Regions from separate parts of the Homo sapiens genome. Here regions 2, 3 and 4 are each linked to region 1. Evidence: chromatin contacts called from ENCODE Hi-C or POLR2A ChIA-PET data. All regions are on one chromosome and are shown on one strand. Each heading gives the region's core, a stretch centred on a gene start or an enhancer-like site at or near the end of the contact. The rest is flanking DNA. Distances are from core to core; before and after follow the strand shown. Region 1 holds the start of CAMTA1 (calmodulin binding transcription activator 1). Region 2 overlaps PRDM2 (PR/SET domain 2). Region 3 has its middle 5.1 kb from the start of MIR7846. Region 4 holds the start of CLCN6 (chloride voltage-gated channel 6).

Region 1 (4,311 bases), core at 580-3,079:
CCCAGAAGTAAGATCACTGGGTCAAAAGATGCAGACATTTTTATGGCTTTTAATACATACTGTAAAATTGCTTTTCGAAAGGAATATACTAATTTACAATGCCACCAGCACTTCTTTTAAGAATCCGTTTCTCCACACAAATCGTCAACATAGGTGCTATTAAGAATGCTAATCGATAAAATATTGTCCCGCCGTTGTTAAAATTTTGCAATTTTTGAGGCTCATAAAATTAAAGTTTCTTGAAGAATGAGTGTGTAACACAAAACATTCTTTTGGGACATCTTTATTTCTGGAAAACCTAAGACATTCTTACTTGTGAAGACCAGAAAAAGAACACATGTTGTTAGGATTGGCACAGAATTCAGTGTGACAGTCAATCTTAATGCCAGAACACTTGAACGAGGATTTTTCACTTATTTTGCTAGTTGTCACCAACAGTAGCAAAAGGAAAAATAAAATGCGGAAGAATGAAATGTTCTTACTGCAAACCGTACAAGATCACATTGAGGGGCTGGAGCTCTTACATTCAACTTTTCTTTCCTTTTTCTTCTTTTTAAACAATTTGCGATTGCAGCCTCTCCTTTTGTTTCCGGTATTACCTGCCCAGGAGCAGAATTCCTTACTTTCTCCGGAGAGAGGCCGGTCCCTGGGAGCGCTGCCCAGCCACCCGCACGCCTAGCCGCCCCGAGAGCCGCACTCGGCGGACCCGGTTCCTAGGCTCGTTCCCGGGGCACCTGGCGGGCGCCCACCTCCCGGGGGGCACGTGCTCCCGTACGCAGCGCGAGGGCAGCGGGTGCCTGGCTATTTATTAGGAAAAGCCCCGCGCGGACTCTCCGGATTGAGGAGGGTGGGAAACTCGGCTGCCCAGCGCTCCACCCGGGCGGCCGGGGCTGGCGCTTCTCTGCTTTCGGCCGGCGGCCTCATCCTGGGACAGGCAACCATGAGTCATCCGCTCCGCGGGTCACATGGGCAACGTGACCAAAATAAAGTTTCGGTATTTTAAGCCGCCAGAAAAGGGGACAACGGAGCTCACCGGGGGCGGGCACAGGAGGCGGGCGCAGGCGGGCGGCGCCGGGGCCGTGGGGACGCGGCGCCGAGGGGGCGGGGCCTGGCGGGAGGCTCGCCCCTCCCCCACGGCCGGCAGCGACGCCCGGACTCCTAGGCAGTCGGACTCCAGGGCGCGGCACCCCTGCGGACCTCAGCCCCGAGGCCCCCCGCGTCCGGCTCCCCACCGGCAGCGGCGGCGGGCTGCGGGATCCCGGAGATCCCGGCGCGTCCCCCACAGCCACCGGGACCCCACGCGCCAGCAGCGGCTTCCCCGGGAACGTCCTTCAGCCCCGGGAGCACGCGGGAAAAGCCCCAGCGTGCCAATGAGGGAGCGCCTTCCTCATGACGGTCACGCTCGGGGGCGGGGCTTCCCTTCGCCGCTCCCGAGTTCCGGGAACCCCCTTTGATTGGTCTGGACGGCCTGGGAAACACTGTAGTGACGCCCAATCAAAACGCCACGTCTCGGCCTCGAGGAAATATTCCGTGTCGGGCCCGTCCTGATTGGACAGTTCTTTCGGGTTCTGGCCACTAGGAAGCTTTGTTTAGGTCCGGAAGGCGGGCTTTCCTGGGAGTGGGTGGGGAGGGGGCGTTGATTCTTGACCAATCCTTTCAGTCCGTTGGGTGGTGACCAGCCAATGGGCCGGATGGATAGGACGCTCCTCCCGGAGAGTAGTGAGACCCCTGGTGCGGGGCGATTGGCGGCGGGAGCGATGAGTGGCAGCCGCACGGCCCAACGGGAGCTGTGCGTGGGCCGCGGGGCGGGGCCAGGGCGGGTGCGCGGCGGCGGCGGGGTGGCTGGGCCGGCGGCGGCGGCGGTACGAGGCGCGCGCTCGGGGTCCCGGTCGCGAGGAGGAGGAGGATGTGGCGCGCGGAGGGGAAATGGCTGCCGAAAACAAGCCGGAAGGTAAGAGCCGGAGCGCGAGGGGCTGGGGGGCGGCGCGGCGGGCGGCGGGACCCGGCCCCGCCGGACATCCCGGGCATCGGCGGCGCCGGGCGGGAGCGCGGGGGCGCGGCGGGCGGGCGGGCGGGCGACCCGGCCGGGGAGGGGGCCGGCGGGGTGGGGGGGCGGAGCGCGGCCGAGTCCTGAGGTGACTCGCGGGGCCGGCGGAGCGCGGCGCCCCACACCCCACCCCCGGGGGCGGGCTGGGGCCGGAGGGGGCGGGGGGCTCGCGGGGCGGGGACCGGGCCCAGCGAGGAGGAGGAGCCGGCGGAGGGCCGGCGCCTCCCCCACCCGGACCGGGCATCCCCGCCGCTCCCGAGCCCGCTGCGCGGCCCCCGCACCCCCGGCGCTGGGTCCACGGTGGGGGCCGCGGGGCGGAAAGTTTATCCGCCTCGGGTCCTCCTGGCCCCGCGCCCCACTGCTCCGGGCCGGTCCCCGTCGGGCGGCAGCGGCCGGCGCTCAGCCCTCGCCGGCCCCCTGCTCTCCGGCGGGCAGGGCCAGATGTACTCTCTCCGGCACCCTCTTCAGCCCCGTGGACACCTCCCTGAGCGGGCGGGGGGTCCCCGAGCTTCTCCCCGCCAGGGGGACCCCGTCCTGCCGAGCGTCCCTCGGCCGAAGGGCCTCGTGTGACCCCTCCCCCTTCGCTTCCCGGGAAGGGAAGGGGGCCTGCGCAGCATCCCCGCCCCTCGCAGTCGTTCACATCCTACTCTTGCCCTTGCACCCTCACAGCCAGGAGGGTGGGGTCTCCGTTTCTATGGCAAGTGAGGATCTCCACACTCCCTTGCCCTTTACCTTCCGTGACCCCGATCCTTCCTTGGCACAGGGGTCCGTCTGATCTGCTCATCTTCTTTGGATTCTTTTGGGGCCTCTGCACACTCTCCGTTGACCCTTTTTGCCAGGACAAGGGGACTCAGGCTGCCCATGTTCTTCTTTCCTCACCCAGTGGATAGTGGGGGCTTGTGCAGCTCTGAAGTCATTTCTAAATAGGAAAGCAGACACTTCTTCCAGATCATGCATACTCTTACACTTTGCTGGGTTAGGGCGAGCTCATTTCCTAAATACCCTTTGAGTTGCCCTCCTTTTCTTATGGAGACAACTGGACGTTCACCGTGCTCCTTTCGCCATTTGTGTGTCTACACTGACTTGTTCTCTCTTCTCGGAGTTCCTTGTCTGGGTGAGAGTGGGCGCCCCAATAAGATGTAGGGCAGGGCTTCCATTGTGCCTAGTGCTTGAGTGAAAAGGGGCCACACTAGTTGCTCCTGTGTCTGAGGAAGACCGGGGTATATTTTTGCCTCCACTTGACTCTTGTGTCTCAGGAGGGGGCAACCTTCATCAGTTGACACTACCTCACTGGGAAAAGGGTCATGTGGCCTTGTTTTTTGATGTTTTGATTACTGTCTTCTGTGCAGTGAGAACCAGACTTTGTCCGTCCCACACTCAAGAGTCCTTGAACCTTTCCTGGATATAAACTTCCCGATTGTTTTTTGAGAGAACTCATATCCTCCTCTGTGGCTTCTGCTTCGCAGTCAGCCATATTTAGTGAGCCTGTTACTTTGACTTTTTCTAATTTTCTCAAATTGTATTCATGTTGGCTGGGTAAGGAGAAGCCATATGCCTTTCCATTCAGAAAAGGGAGTGTAGACACCCGTGTCGCCCACATGCCATCCTGGAAGAGGTTGCTTGTGTGCTCCTTGTTGTACTAGAACCTTCCTTTGGCTCTGGTGTTGTCTCTTGTGGGATCCAGACATTTCTTTAGATCTTGTAGCTTTCAGAAGGGGGAATTTGAATGCTTTCTGTTTTTTGCTGTTCCGGTTCTGCTTTGGAGAACCAGATCATGATGCTATATTCATTTGTTTACATATACATACATGTAGGTATACACAGATGAAATCACATTCATTACATATACAGTGCACAGGAAGTTGGAAGGGTCAGATGACTAGCTCTACATTTTGGGTGCATATGGGGACCTTTATGTGTAATGATACAGATAGATATTAACGTTGTTGGTAACTCTTCAGGCTTAGAAGCAGCAGCAGAAGAATCACGGATAAATGGCCAATTCTGACTATTCTTTGGTTTGTAATGTGTACTGTACTGAATAAGCAGAACGACATCCTGCGTGTTCACCAAGTCCCTGAATGTGCGAAGCGTACAGTGCCTGCCCATACGCATCGCAACTTTGGCGGTCTGAATTTAGGGGTGGTATTCGTTGCTTGATTCTGCATAGAGTGAAAAGTTCTTGATTTCTTTACTGCAGTGTAGGGGAAAGAGATTTCGTGTGTTTGGACAAACGACAGGAGATGGGTGAGAAGAATATGTTT
Region 2 (4,311 bases), core at 608-3,107, 6.9 Mb after region 1:
AGTTCTCAGTAAATACGAAGTTGTCATTAGAATTACTGTGAAAGTGCCTGGAAGTATCCGTTTAGGTTAGCAGACATGGTGACTTTTCAAAGCGGCTGTGCTCCTGGGGAGGATAAATGGTGCTGAGTGTTTGCCTAGGGTCCCAGCTGAGACGGAAGAAGAAAATCCCCTTTTACTTTACTAAATGGCCAGTGCTGATAGGACATCACTCTGGCTAATATTTGTTAATGTCACTTACTTTATCAGTGTTATGAAATAATCATTATGTAGCTTAGGATGCCAATGCCAACTACCAGTGTAATACCTTTTCCCTCTTTGGAAATAAATTGTTCACATTTCCAAAAATCCAGCTTATAGATTAAGAATTTAAAAATGGGGACACTATATTTAGAAGTGAAAAATGTCTATGGTTAATTTATTCACACTTTAGCTAATTAAAAATACCATAAGACCATTTTCTGGGGCTAATTGGCTATCTTATGTTTTGGAAAATGTTTCAGGGATATTGTTGGGACAAAGGTGTAAATCAAGCAGGAACAAAGCATTTGTGTGTCTGAAATGGAGGCTCAGTTGGCTCGGCTCTGCACGAGAGACAAACCTGTCTCTAGATGCCCTCTCTTGGGCTCTCGAGCTTGAAGCAGGCCAGAGAGTAGATGACCATGTTTATAATGACTGTGAGATTTATTTCTCTTGAAGTAGACTGTTGATAATTAATAAGCCAAAAATTGAAATGCTGAGAGTATGCCAGTTTGGATGATATTCTTTTCTTGGTACATATATTCTTGAAGACGACAAGAGCTTCCTGGTTGTGGGAAAAATTAATCTTTTTTGTTTGGGGTTTACTTTTGCCTGTGTTGGTTCATTTAAAAGTCCTGGAGAAGTGTTTCCCTGTGCAGTGAAATGAAACACACTCAGACTACAAAGCCTATCATTCTTAGCAGTGCCGTGATGTGCACATCAGCTCCGTAGGATATATGGTGTACTGGTTACTAGACCCTTGGTGTTCCTTTGATTTGAAAGTTAATGAGAAAATAACAGTCATATTCTCCCAGTTGGCTCAAATCTCTCCCTTCCTTACATACATATCTAATAGTAATCTTTTCTTAAGATTATGATGAATTCCAGCCTAAACTTTGATAAATAATTTAAAAAAATTCTCTGTTTCTTAGCAACTCTGTGATATCCTGGTGACTTTGCTGTTTAGTGACTTGGTAAACAGTGGTAAATTACTGTTTCCTGGAAAGGTGGCACTTGCAGTAAGGGACCACAATAAGTTGTCGTGTTTTGGGGTGGAATATTCAAGCCCCATCCAGTTAGGGGTTGTTGCTGGAGGGCAACATGGATGGGGCAGGGTTGGAGGGCCCCAGTAGCCTTTGTGGTGTGTGCTGAAAGCATTCATTGAAGTGGGCAGTGTTGGTTTTTATTTTTTAAATGTGCTAAGGTACTGATGGTAGCCTTTGATTTAGAAGTAAGCTTATGCTATATTTTGCTGCCAGATTCTATTTGTGTTTAAAGCAGTATGGTGGCAGAGATTATCATATTTTGGAAATGGCCACAGGTGGCTGGAACAAAATAGAGTAACACAGACATGCTTGAAGGTTGCAGTGGTTTCCTTTGGACAGTTACAAACAAGCATCAAAGCAGCTCCTCAAATGCTTGACATCATCGTTTTGGTCTGTCTTGCCAGCTTCAGGTTTCGGTTACATTTTTGCATACTTGCTTATTGAACCAGAAAAAAAAAAAAACCCATGATTTGAGTTTTCTTTCTTTTGCTGTGATCCTTCCATTTCTTGACTTGCAGAACACTACTGAGCCTGTGGCGGCCACCGAGACCCTGGCTGAGGTACCCGAACATGTGCTGCGAGGACTTCCGGAGGAAGTGAGGCTTTTCCCTTCTGCTGTTGACAAGACCCGGATTGGTGAGTGCTCCTCCTGTCACGGAGCAAGTCAGGCAGTAAAGAGCAGGTGGCAGTGAGGCTTCCTGCAGGGGCATGTCAGGTAGGGAGCGCACCATAAAAGCAGCAATTTACCCTTGACTTAGAAGATTATATGGTGTTGATGCATTTTCTAGTCAAGAATCCAGGTTGGACATGGGTTGTAAAAATAAAACCAGGAACACACAAACAGACACACACACAAACACACACACACACACGTAGGTCCCATCCCTCTTGCCTGAGTGTCCTCCTCCTCTGAGTCTCCCTGCTGAGCCTCACCCCACAGAACGTGTTGTTCCCTTCTCTCTGATTTCACCATGAGGAGCATGATTGTACCATTATATTCACTTCATTGTTTTGTAATATTTTTACACTTGGCTCTGTTATTGCTTGTGAGTGCCTTTATTTCTTATGTATCTTTGTGCCTCCAGTACCAGATACTTTGTGGACCCTCAGTAGATACTTGAATGAATGACATGCTGTGAGTGTATCTAAATTCTTCTGGCTGGGATTTCTCCTTGAACACAAACCAGGCGCGTGTGTGTTTGGTTTTTATGTGGCCTAATCTTTAGACAGAAGCTAAGGAAGTAAATTGTAAAACTTTAGTCAAAATACAGTCTTGGAATATATCATATTTATATCCCTGTTTCTTTTTTTTAGATGTACTTCCGATATCCCAATTTATATGTACATATGTATGAAAAAATTTTAATACATGCTTTTAAAAATTCTCATTGGAAACTTATTCATTGAGCAGTTTGAACATATTGTTCAAATGAAAGTGGTTGATTTTATAGCTCAACTGATTGTTGACTTACATAGCGGACTTACAGAGAAGTGGAATTTGTACATCCTAGCAGGATAGGACTGGCCCAGCCTTTACCCCCCATTCTGTATATGAGGAAACTGAAGCCAAAAGGTGAGGGAACCGATCTAAAGTGATGCTGTTGACTGCTGGGCCAGACTCCTGCCATTTTACTGTCTGCTTGCTCATTATATCGCTTTCCGTTATGGTCAGTGCATAGTAAATAGAAACAACCCTAAGAATACTGTGGATGAACAGCTATTTTGGCTGTTAGAAACTCTGAAAAGTGAGCCGTTCCAGTAGCTAAGTTTTCAGGAAGCTTAGTTAGGCAGGAAAGGGTTTTCTACTTTAAAGCAAATGAACTTCAAAACTATTTATTCATAAAACTATATTTCTAACCCTTTATAAGAACAAGTCATGTTCATTAGAGACAATTTGAACTTTATAAACAAGCAGACAGAGGAGTTCAAAAATCAGTTGTAGTTTCACTCCATTCCAATATTTTTTCTCTTCAGTTGTTGTGACTGTGTTATTCAAGTATTTGTGATCCTACTGTACGGGTAGTGTTACATGTAAAACATTTTAAAAGTATATAAAACATTTTTTTCTAATCGTAAAACAATATAGGTTCTTTATAGAACAGAAGAGTATAAAGAAGAAAAATAAAAATCCCCATTGAGGACTTGACTTAATTTAACTTGATCTCAGGCTATTTTAACATTAGCTTGATTTAGGCAGTCTAGCCTTTTAACTGTTTTGTGAAACTTAAGCGATTTTAATGGTTTCAATCTTTAAAATAACCATGATACATTATAAAAATACTGATTTTATTTTCTAGGTGTCTGGGCCACTAAACCAATTTTAAAAGGCAAAAAATTTGGGCCATTTGTTGGTGATAAGAAAAAAAGATCTCAGGTTAAGAATAATGTATACATGTGGGAGGTAAGAAGTAATTCTGATTCTTTGTTTTTCAGAGTTTTATGAAATAATTATTCTGTTCTCTCAGAATTTGACATTTTGAATTTAAAACAATCATTTTAATGTGTTCTTTAAAGTCAAGAATATTTTTATTAAAGAGAAAATGTGTTTCCCTGGATACAGACTGCTATTTATATATGCTTTTGTATTTTGAAACTGCTTGGCTGTCCTCAACAATAAATGTCAAATCCATGTTTTACATTGCCGTGTCCAGGGTGTTTTGCTTTGCAACTAAGACCGTGACTTCCTGTTTGATGGTTTGTCACTTCACAGGCCGCCACATAAACCCCATAAAAGACACTCTATGGTGGCTGCAAAGAAAGCACTGTTAGGTTCTTCTCTATATTTTAGAAAGTAATTTCTATGTTGCTAGGATATTCAGTTGGATATATTTAGCATATGGCACATATATAGAGCTTGTAATTTTTCAGGAGTTTTTCATCTATTAATTTCATGTTTTCCCAGCAATTCTGGAAGACAGCAGGGCATCTGCACACTCCTTTGAGAGGAGAAGCAGTCAGGAGACAGAGCTGAGCTCTCCTTCCCTGGGGGGCTCCACCCGGGAGGCCTGTAGATGCAGAACTAGAATGC
Region 3 (4,311 bases), core at 1,030-3,529, 5.4 Mb after region 1:
TATATATACACACACATTTTATATATATATATTTGATATCTGTGCAGCTTCTTAGCTGCTGGGGACCCAGCAGAGAGCAAAACAAAACAGACAAGTTCCCTGCCTTCATGGGAGAAACAGATGATAAACAGATCCAAAGAGAAATTATAACAACTGCTATTAAGAAAAGTAAAGTAGCTATTTTGGTTGGGGGCGGGGGGGCGGGGGCGGGGTGCCAGGGATGCCTCTCTGAGGATGTGGCATTTGAGCAGAGACTGATAAGGGGAAGTGAGTCATGCAGGTATCTGGAGGAAAGGTGATCCAGGCAGAGGGAACTGCCAGTGCGAAGGCCTCAAGGTGGGAGAATGCTTTGTGTGTTCCAGCAAGGGCGGCCGGGCCAGCGGGCTCAGGGAGGAGTGAGGGCAACCCTGGCTGTTACCACTGGTCAGTTCTGGGTAGTGGAATATGGATTTTTTATATGATGCTTTAATTTTTTTAATTTCTAAAAAAAAAAATCTAAACAAAGATAATGTAGGGTTAAAAAGGTTACTGCTGGGAGGCTGGGTGTAGTGGGGCCTGTAATCCCAGCACTTTTGGAGGCCTAGGTGGGTGGATCACTTGAGCTCAGAAGTTTGAGACTGGCCTGGGCAACATAGTGAAACCCTTCTCTACTATTAAAAATAATAAGATAAAGTGTAACTAGAAGAAAACTTAAAAAAAAAAAAAAAGGCTGGGCATGGTGGCTCATGCCTGTAATTCCAGCACTTTGGGAGGCTACTGAAGTGGGTGGATCACTTTTGAGCTCAGGAGTTTGAGACCAGCCTGGCCAACATGGCGAAACCCCGTCTCTGCTAAAGAAAATGCAAAAAATTAGCCAGGCATGGTGGTGGGCACCTGTAATCCCAGCTACTTGGGAGGCTGAGGCAGGAGAATCGCTTGAAGCTGGGGGAGGCGGAGGTTGCAGTGAGCCAAGATCAAGCCATTTCACTCCAGCCTGGGCGACAGATCGAAACTCTGTCTCAACAACAACAACAAAAAAGGCTGGGCATGGTGGCTAACACCTATAATCCTAGTACTTTGGAAGGCAGAAGTGGGAGGATCATTTGAGCCTAGGAATTCGAAAACAGCCTGGGTAACATGGCGAAAACCCGTCTCTACAAAAAATACATTAGCCAGGCATGGTGGCATGCACCTGTGGTCCCACCTACTCAGGAGGCTGAGGTGGGAAGATCACTTGAGACCAGGAGGTTGAGGCTGCAGCGAGCTGTGATTGCGCCACTGCACTCCAACCTGGGTGGCAGAGTGAGACCCTGTCTCAAAAAAAAAAAATGTTACTGCTGTGTGTAAAATACAGCAGTGTGCTTTGCAGTAGGATGAAAAGGAGAATTTCCTGTCAGGAAAAGGCTCTGCATAAAGGGCAAACTGTGCACCCCTCTACCTGGGCAATCATTCCCACAGGTCAGGCAAGACCTGCCTTGTGCCGATAAAGGCAGGGGTTTGGAGTCAAGCCTAGCCCTGCTGTGCCCCACCGCACACATCTGGTGCACCCACCCCACACATCTGCACCCCACTCCACACAACTTCAGGACAAGAGGGGCACTTGGTCTAATCCAGAGATGGCAAAGGCCAGGTGTTTGTGCTGAGGCCAACCCCTTCCCGCCCAGGGCACACCGGGCTGCTCCATCCTGCATCCTTTCCTGCAGAGCCCAGGCTCAGAGTCCTTCTCAACACAGAGCCCTAGGCAGCCATCACCAAGTGGAGCTGCATATGGGGGGAAACCAGCCTGCTTCCCCTGAAATCCAACTCCTCATGTCACACATGAGGATGCTGAAGCCCAGAGAGGGGTAGGCACTAGCCCAAGGTCACACAGGAAGGGGGCTAGAATGGGGATTCCTGAGACTTAGCTAGTCCCACTTGCTGGGTTTAGAAACCAAGGGTCTTCTCCAGAAGGTCTGGGACTGATTCTGGCGTTGAGTCCTGGGAAGAGGCCACTCAGAACAGGGAGGTTTTAGTGAAGCAAGGGGAGAAGGAGGCCTGGAGGCTCTCTTGGCTTCCTTCCCCAAATTGCCTGTGGTCCTCTTTGAGTACTGGGAGAGAGGGGGTGCTGCACCCCCAGGCCCTCCTCTTCTTTGGAAGGAGATGGGGACAAGAGCTGGTGTTTCTCGGTGCCCCCAGCCCACAGCATGGTATGGCCAGCTCAGCCCAAGATGTGGCCCCAGGGAAGGGAGGAGGACCGGTAGGAGGGCCAGATGAAGCAGGCAGTTGTAGAGCTGTGGCTAACACCAAATGCTGCTTCCTGTTCGTGATTTTAGGACATGAGTCATCAAGGGGCTGGCCCGGCACATTCAGGGCGCTGAGATAAGCAGGACTGAGGGACAAGAAAAGGTTACTTGCCCTGGCTGTGGGCCAGCCTTAAGCAGGGAAGGAGTAGGGTTCCCGCTGTCCAAGCAACCCTGTAAGATAGATTCCCACTGGGACCCTGAGGCCAGGTCAGAAGGAGTTGGCTTTGTGGCTGGCTCTGAAAGCTCACTCCAAAAAGAATATTGCATGGAGACCTCCCCATGGTGGAAAGAGCCCCTCCCAGCACAACCACAGCTCAGCCTTCCAAACTGCCCTCAGCCACACACAGCACCTGCTGCACCTCAACCCTCTGTACGGTTTCTCAGCAGGTGCCCCTCAGTCACTGAGGAGTCCATTAAAAAGCCAGATATTAGGCCCTCAACAGACATGGGCGTGGGGCCCAGGACTCTGCATGTTTCACAAGCCTTCCAGATGATTCTTATGCTGGTTGAAGCTGGAAAGCCACTCCTCCAAAAGATCCACTAGAATGCCCGGTACACAGTAGGTGTTCAATAACTGTCAGTGGACAGACCGGCTGTCCTCGCACACGTGGCCTGCCCGTGGCCCTGCCTTCTTCCACCCTCGCTTGCAGGAGTGCAGTCATCCACCTACTGGGGTGGGAGATGTCAGGGGACCTCTGAGGGCTGTAGACTGAGCTGGGAAGTGAGGAGAGGCTCCAGGGAGTGTCTGGCCAAGAGCTCAGATTCTGCACATGCAGCCCCTGAGTTGAGGACCTGAGGGCCACAGTTCCATCTCTGCTTGAAGACTGTGTTGTCAACAAGGAGCAAATGGGGACTTTTCTGCGCTGTGGGGCTGGGAGTCTACCAGATGCATGGCTTGGGAGTCTGGGTTGGGTATACAGGGCCTAGGAGTGATTGGGCTGGACTGGGTTCCTGAGCCTTGACCCGGACATCCATGTACCCATTCATTCATTCATTCATTCATTCTCTCAAGTCTTCATCCCTTCATCGCCTCCTGCGTACCCTTCATCCTGTATTTGGTCCTTATTCACTTCAACTTTATCAAGCCCCCCGTTAGGTATCTCCTGGGCCAGAACATACAGGAGATGCACAAGAAGGGACTCAATCAAGGGAAATAGAGGGAACCAAGAGCAAGTCCCCCTACCCTCGGGTATCACACAGTTCAGCAGTGTGAGAGCTCCATGCTGAGAAGAGCCCCTTGGCTATGGAGAGGCCACCAAACCAGGTTTGAACCCGCTGTACCCCGTATTAGCTGGATAAGCATACCATAAAGCTTGCCCCCCACCTGGTGCAAGATAAAGTGTGTAAGTCATCTTTCCATAACCGCTAGTATCACAATTACTAAGAGAGGCGAGGGCCGTGTAAGCAACTAATACCGGAGTAAGTGTTATGCTAATAGTCTGTAGACGTACCATGTTATCCTGCCCAGCTTGCTGGGGTGTGGTCAAGGGTGGTTTCACAGGAGAGCACGAGTGGAGCTGTGACTGGAAGGACAAGTAGGTGATCACCAAACAAACAAAGAGGAAAACACACCTCAGGCAGAGGAACCTGCATGGACAAAAGCATGGAGGTGGGAACTCAGGGTTGCTCCGAATGCCCAGGGAGTTGGCCTGTAGAGCTGGGGTTCGTGGTGGGGCTCTGCCTGGTGGGCCAGCTGGGCCAGGACATGAAGGCCTCCAGTGTCTTGTGGAGGAGGCTGAAATCAGTTCTAAAGGCCATGGAGAGCCATGGGCTAGGTTGCTTCTCAACCTTGGCGTTCTGGACGTTTTGGGCTGGATAATTCTCTGTGGATGAGGCTGTCCTGAGCGTTGTGGGATGTTTGGCAGAATCCTGGCCTCTACCTGTGAGATGCCAGCAGCACCTCTCCCTGCCCCCTGCAGCTGCGACCACCCAAAATGTCTCCAGACATTGCCAAATGTGCTGGGGAGGGAGAGGGGGTAAAATGACCTCTGGGTTGAGAAATCCTGGGCTAGGAGAGTGGCATGAGTGGCTAATGCTTTGCAGGGCTGGG
Region 4 (4,311 bases), core at 1,281-3,780, 5.0 Mb after region 1:
AGGGAGGGCTGAGGCTCTAGTAAGGGGAGGCGGATGGAAGGAGGGGGACTCAGGGGCAGAGACTGCAGGGGTTGGTGGAGATGAGGCCAACAGGCGTTCAGGGATACCAGATCACCCTCCAGAGAAGGAACAGCTCACTCTGGCTGGCTCTGCCTGGAACATCTGTTACTTGAAACAGTTCGTGCACAGGATGGAAGGGGTGAGGGCTTGACTATGCAGCCAGATTTCTCCTGAATTCATGCTACTCCAAAAAGACCGTGTTGTGGGTTAGAACTTGATGCTGGCCATGTTCCAAAAATAGCCAGACCCAAGTTCAGTAAGGGCACGAATTTCTCAGAACAAAAGCTGCCCCATCTGTGCTTGCCTTGCAGGCTGCTCTTCTTACACATCACAGAATTCAATTCAAATCATCACAGTGACCCAGCTACTGGGAAGGCTGAGGCAGAAGGATTGCCTGAGCCCAGGAGTTCAAGGCCAGCCTGGGCAACATAGCGAGACTCCATCTCTTAAAAAAACAAAAAACACACCTGTAATCCCAGCACTTTGGGAGGCCGAGGTGGGTGGATCACCTGAGGCCAGGAGTTTGAGACCAGCCTGGCCAACATGGTGAAATCCCGACTCTACTAAAAATATAAAAATTAGCCAGGTTTGGTGGCGGGCGCCTGTAATCCCAGCTACTCTGGAGGCTGAGGCAGGAGAATCGCTTGAACCCGGAAGGCAGAGGTTGCAGTGAACCAAGATTGTGCCATAGCACTCCAGCCTGGGCGACAAAAGCAAAACTCCATCTCAAAAAAAAAAACAAAAACAAAAAACAGAAACAAGTAATCAGAGCCACCAGGGCACAGACAGGCCAACAGAGGGCATAGGGTCATCTGGCAGTCTGGTTAAGAAAATAAGACAAACACTTAAAAACAAACAAAACACTTGCACAGCAATGGGCAAACACACAGTAGTGAATGGGTGTGTGGTGACATGGCACAACAGAGGAAAGCCCAGGTGAGGTTCATTTCTTTCAGACTGTCCACCACTAACCCTGTGTACCTAACCATTTGGGGTCTTAGACTCTTTTGACAATCTGATTAAATGCACTGCTCCCTTCCCCTGAAATACACACACAGGTGCACAGACTACACGGGGATACATCCAAAGACAAGGAGTTGATTCCAGACTAAGAACCCTGGGCCAAAGCTTTCTCCCTCTAGGGCTGCTCTCTTTCATTCTGACCTCAAACTCCAGATTCTCAGTGGGGATGGCTGTGGGGAGTGAGGAACGGGGGCGGGGGGGAGGAGTAACAGCAAGAGCAGCCAGTTGGCTTTCCTCCAGCGTTTAAGGGCGCACCTCGTTAATTGCTTGCTGGAACAGAACCTAGAGTAGGAGGAAGCTGAACCACCTGTAAACCCTCTGATTTTCAAAGACTTATTGCATTCCTAGTATATGCCACGCATGTGCCATATTTGTAAGCCAACTCCCACGATTTATCCGTTATCAGCTGGACTCCCATAGCACCCTGGGTTGTAACTGTGGGTGAAAAGGCCTGTCTCCTTTCTCTTTCCCCAGTTCCCTGAGACAGGACCGGTGTCCTGCCTGGGGTATCCCCAGAGTTTGGCACACGGTGATAGCCAACATTCACTGAGCGCCAAAGGGCCAGGTGCTGCCACTCTCTCAAAATAAGCCTCTGCCACTTACTGAACAACTAGTCTGCGCCAAGCACTGGGATACTAAGCCTACGACTCCCAGAAAGGTCCCGGCGGACCCCCGTGCGCAGCGGGACGCAGTGGGCGCCAGGGACCGCAGTGCCCCGGGCCCAGCGCTCTTCTCCAGGTGATCGCCGGGGAGGCAGGTTTAAAAGGCAGGAGCCGGAAGCCGTCTCGGCGCCCAGGTGGCCGAGAATCCAGTCACCAGGTCACTGAGTCACCGATGGGGGCGAGGACACGGGCCTGGGCCGGTCAGAGGGGCGGGATCGTCACCCCTGGCTCAGGGGCCCCTCCGTCCAGGCAGGGAGCCAAAGTCAGTCTTCGCTTGAGGGTTGGCGGTCGCTGGAAGTGGTAGCCATTGGGAGTTACACTAATCCCGCGAAGGGTGCGCAAGGGAGGCGGCAGCCCCCCCCAAGAAGAGAGGCAGGCCGGCCTCCAGCGCTCCCCGCCCACAAGCACGTCCTTGCCCCCGGGAGGTTGTTTGCCGGCTCCAGGATCTCCCTCCCGGCGACCCCGGCCTCGCCGTCACTCACCCTCCAGTCCCGGGTGACTCAGAACGCTCGGCCGCCGGCCGCACCACTGTGGCCGCTGCAGGGGCGGGGAACGCAGTGAAGGGGCGCGGCGCAGGTGTCAGGTTGCTGGAGAGGCGGGCCTACAGGGCGGAAACCACCGGCGCGGGTGACCGGAAGCCCCGCCCCCAACATGGCCGTGCCCACAGGTCTCGTTGGAGGCCGTGCCTTTATCGTCATGTGACGCGAGTCCTCGCCCCACCCGTCTGCAGCCACTCCTGGTCTCAGTCCCAGAGCTCGAGAGGGCCACGTGACCGTCCCGGGGCCAGTCACGTGAGGCGCAGATCCTGGCTGGGAGGGGGTTGGTAGAGGGGTCCAGAGTGGCAGTAAAGGAGGAAGATGGCGGGGTGCAGGGGGTCTCTGTGCTGCTGCTGCAGGTGGTGCTGCTGCTGCGGTGAGCGTGAGACCCGCACCCCCGAGGAGCTGGTAAGAAGCCGGCGGAGTCGGCCTGGGGAGGGGGCGGTTGCTAAGGGACTGAGAGAGGCGTTGCCGGGGGTGGGGCCGGGCCAATCTGGGCCCGCAGGTGGCAGCGGGTGGGGCCTGGGGACCGCAGCCAGGGCTCTCGAAGCGTCTACCCTGCTTCACGTGCCTAAGTCTGGGGTCTTTTCTCATAACCCCTCCTGGAATCTGAGGGAGAATCCAGGCCAGCTCCAGTAAATCCCACCCATGTTTCCTTTTATTTCCATCTGAAAAGAGTTTGGAATGAAACAAGCGTTTTCAGAATGAGCTTCCTCACAGGACTTTGTGCTTATCATGCTGCTGTTTTAGCTTCTCCAGTCCTTTCTCACTCTATCCCTCACCCTTTCTGGGTCACTGACAGTCCAGCTTCCCCCTGCAAAGCATCCTGGGAAAACTTGAGTTGTGTTCCCAGAGTTGACAAGTCCTTTCTGATTTCAGATACGTCACACTGTCAAATGGAACCTGCATTTTTACCCCCCTTTTCAGCTGGCGTTGGACATCTTTGAGGTGTCCTGAAGAGGAGGGTGGTTATTTGGAGACTATCAGTGGAAATGAAGAGCTCAGCTGATGGCTGTAGATCCTCACCCACATGGTCCCTCACCCCTGAAAGGTTTTTTTTGAGGGCTGGTTCCTATTTGATAATGGCTCCAGATGATTTAGAAGCTAGCCACTGATTTCAGTAAATACTTCTGCCTCCTTCCACTCCTAACCACTAAAAAAGGCTCCCTCTGCGGATCTGTTTTTCTAGACCATCCTTGGAGAAACACAGGAGGAGGAGGATGAGATTCTTCCAAGGAAAGACTATGAGGTGAGCTCCTTTGATACTGCTTGGGCAACTAAAGTAGTGAGTGGCCTGGTCACTTCAGGCCGAAGCATTATGATTCCAACCAGAGATGCTCTTTGACCTTCTGTCCCAGGGAGTGAGTGGGTAAGAGAACTTCCTTCTAGGAAAGAGACTGTTTAGCAAGCCCTTTTCTCACCTTAACCCCAAAACAAGGTCTGGTGTTTTTACACGTTTATAAATCTGTGGCACCTTAACCTGGATAGAGTATGTATTTGCCATTAAACTGTTTGCTTTTACAGCTTACAGAGAGACTTAGAGTGAAAGGCACTGGCAGGCAGTATGTGCCCCTAACAGGTGTGTGCTTATAAACTGTTAAGGAGGCCTTGCTTCTCTTCTAGGAGAGCTTGCTTTTCAGATATTTTCTTGCTCAAGCAGCTTCTCTCTGACATGTTCTTGATTAAGTTCCACCTTTCATGTATGGGATTCTTAGAGTATGTGTTTTTAGTAAAGCCAACACTGCTGGGGTGAAACAACATGCGTGACTTTTTATCATTAAATTCTTAAACGTAATAAAGAAGGTAGAGAAAAGCCTATAACTCCATTCATTAAAAGATGACTGTTAACACCTTACTAAGTATCTTTCTACATCCTTACCCATGCTTTTATATACATGATACATGCTTTTTTTAAGTAACAAAAATGAGATTCCACTAAATCATCTATTTTAACCTGTCCCACTCACCCCCTTTATTATACTTTTTGTATCATTAGGTAATTTTCCACAACCTTTTCTTTTTTTTGACAG

The links. Hi-C counts contacts between places; a loop is a spot of excess contacts on that map. ChIA-PET counts read pairs that join two places held with the same protein, here RNA polymerase II (POLR2A). Pooled maps may share reads with other maps.
Region 2: a pooled map shows a loop between it and region 1 (16-fold over the local background). The contact joins the enhancer-like site here to the promoter of CAMTA1 in region 1. A Hi-C loop is called at or near these places in 6 of 50 pooled maps.
Region 3: a pooled map shows a loop between it and region 1 (7-fold over the local background). The contact joins the enhancer-like site here to the promoter of CAMTA1 in region 1. A Hi-C loop is called at or near these places in 5 of 50 pooled maps. POLR2A ChIA-PET finds 5 or more read pairs at or near these places in 2 of 52 experiments (GM10248 and Panc1).
Region 4: a loop to region 1 is called in a map of CD4-positive, alpha-beta T cell, with 17 times the contacts of the local background. The contact joins the promoter of CLCN6 here to the promoter of CAMTA1 in region 1. A Hi-C loop is called at or near these places in 2 of 168 maps with a recorded cell type or tissue (CD4-positive, alpha-beta T cell and CD8-positive, alpha-beta T cell) and 8 of 50 pooled maps. POLR2A ChIA-PET finds 5 or more read pairs at or near these places in 1 of 52 experiments (activated T-cell).

The regions. Positions count from the first base shown.
Region 1 is chr1:6,783,625-6,787,935 of GRCh38, forward strand. It overlaps CAMTA1 (calmodulin binding transcription activator 1), which reads left to right and starts at 1,830. Exons shown (of 23, transcript NM_015215.4): 1 at 1,830-1,951. The coding sequence starts at 1,907. It overlaps CAMTA1-DT (CAMTA1 divergent transcript), which reads right to left and starts at 1,356. Exons shown (of 3, transcript NR_149049.1): 1 at 1,034-1,356; 2 at 525-599; 3 at 268-421. RefSeq lists enhancers at 196-872, 873-1,547 and silencers at 673-732, 813-872, 1,003-1,412, 1,753-1,912, 2,123-2,392 and 1 more.
Region 2 is chr1:13,729,199-13,733,509 of GRCh38, forward strand. It overlaps PRDM2 (PR/SET domain 2), which reads left to right. Exons shown (of 10, transcript NM_001393986.1): 3 at 1,802-1,919; 4 at 3,581-3,684. Among named protein-coding and RNA genes, the nearest start is that of PRDM2, 31 kb to the left of the region's middle. RefSeq lists enhancers at 1,573-1,882, 1,943-2,002, 2,223-2,312. Within about 2 kb of position 1,858, at least 17 of the 41 ENCODE cell types and tissues checked have a DNase peak (open chromatin) inside an H3K27ac peak, as active enhancers do.
Region 3 is chr1:12,159,717-12,164,027 of GRCh38, forward strand. No RefSeq gene overlaps it. Among named protein-coding and RNA genes, the nearest start is that of MIR7846, 5.1 kb to the right of the region's middle. RefSeq lists enhancers at 1,108-1,617, 1,618-2,127, 2,128-2,637, 2,146-2,285, 2,796-2,925 and 2 more. Within about 2 kb of position 2,280, at least 27 of the 41 ENCODE cell types and tissues checked have a DNase peak (open chromatin) inside an H3K27ac peak, as active enhancers do; they include Panc1, where a contact is called at or near this core.
Region 4 is chr1:11,803,661-11,807,971 of GRCh38, forward strand. It overlaps CLCN6 (chloride voltage-gated channel 6), which reads left to right and starts at 2,531. Exons shown (of 23, transcript NM_001286.5): 1 at 2,531-2,689; 2 at 3,471-3,530. The coding sequence starts at 2,603. MTHFR (methylenetetrahydrofolate reductase) reads right to left here and starts at 2,304. Exons shown (of 12, transcript NM_005957.5): 1 at 2,228-2,304. RefSeq lists enhancers at 1-879, 2,176-3,161, 2,359-2,468, 2,479-2,558, 3,009-3,078 and 1 more and silencers at 1,989-2,038, 2,059-2,108, 2,779-2,828.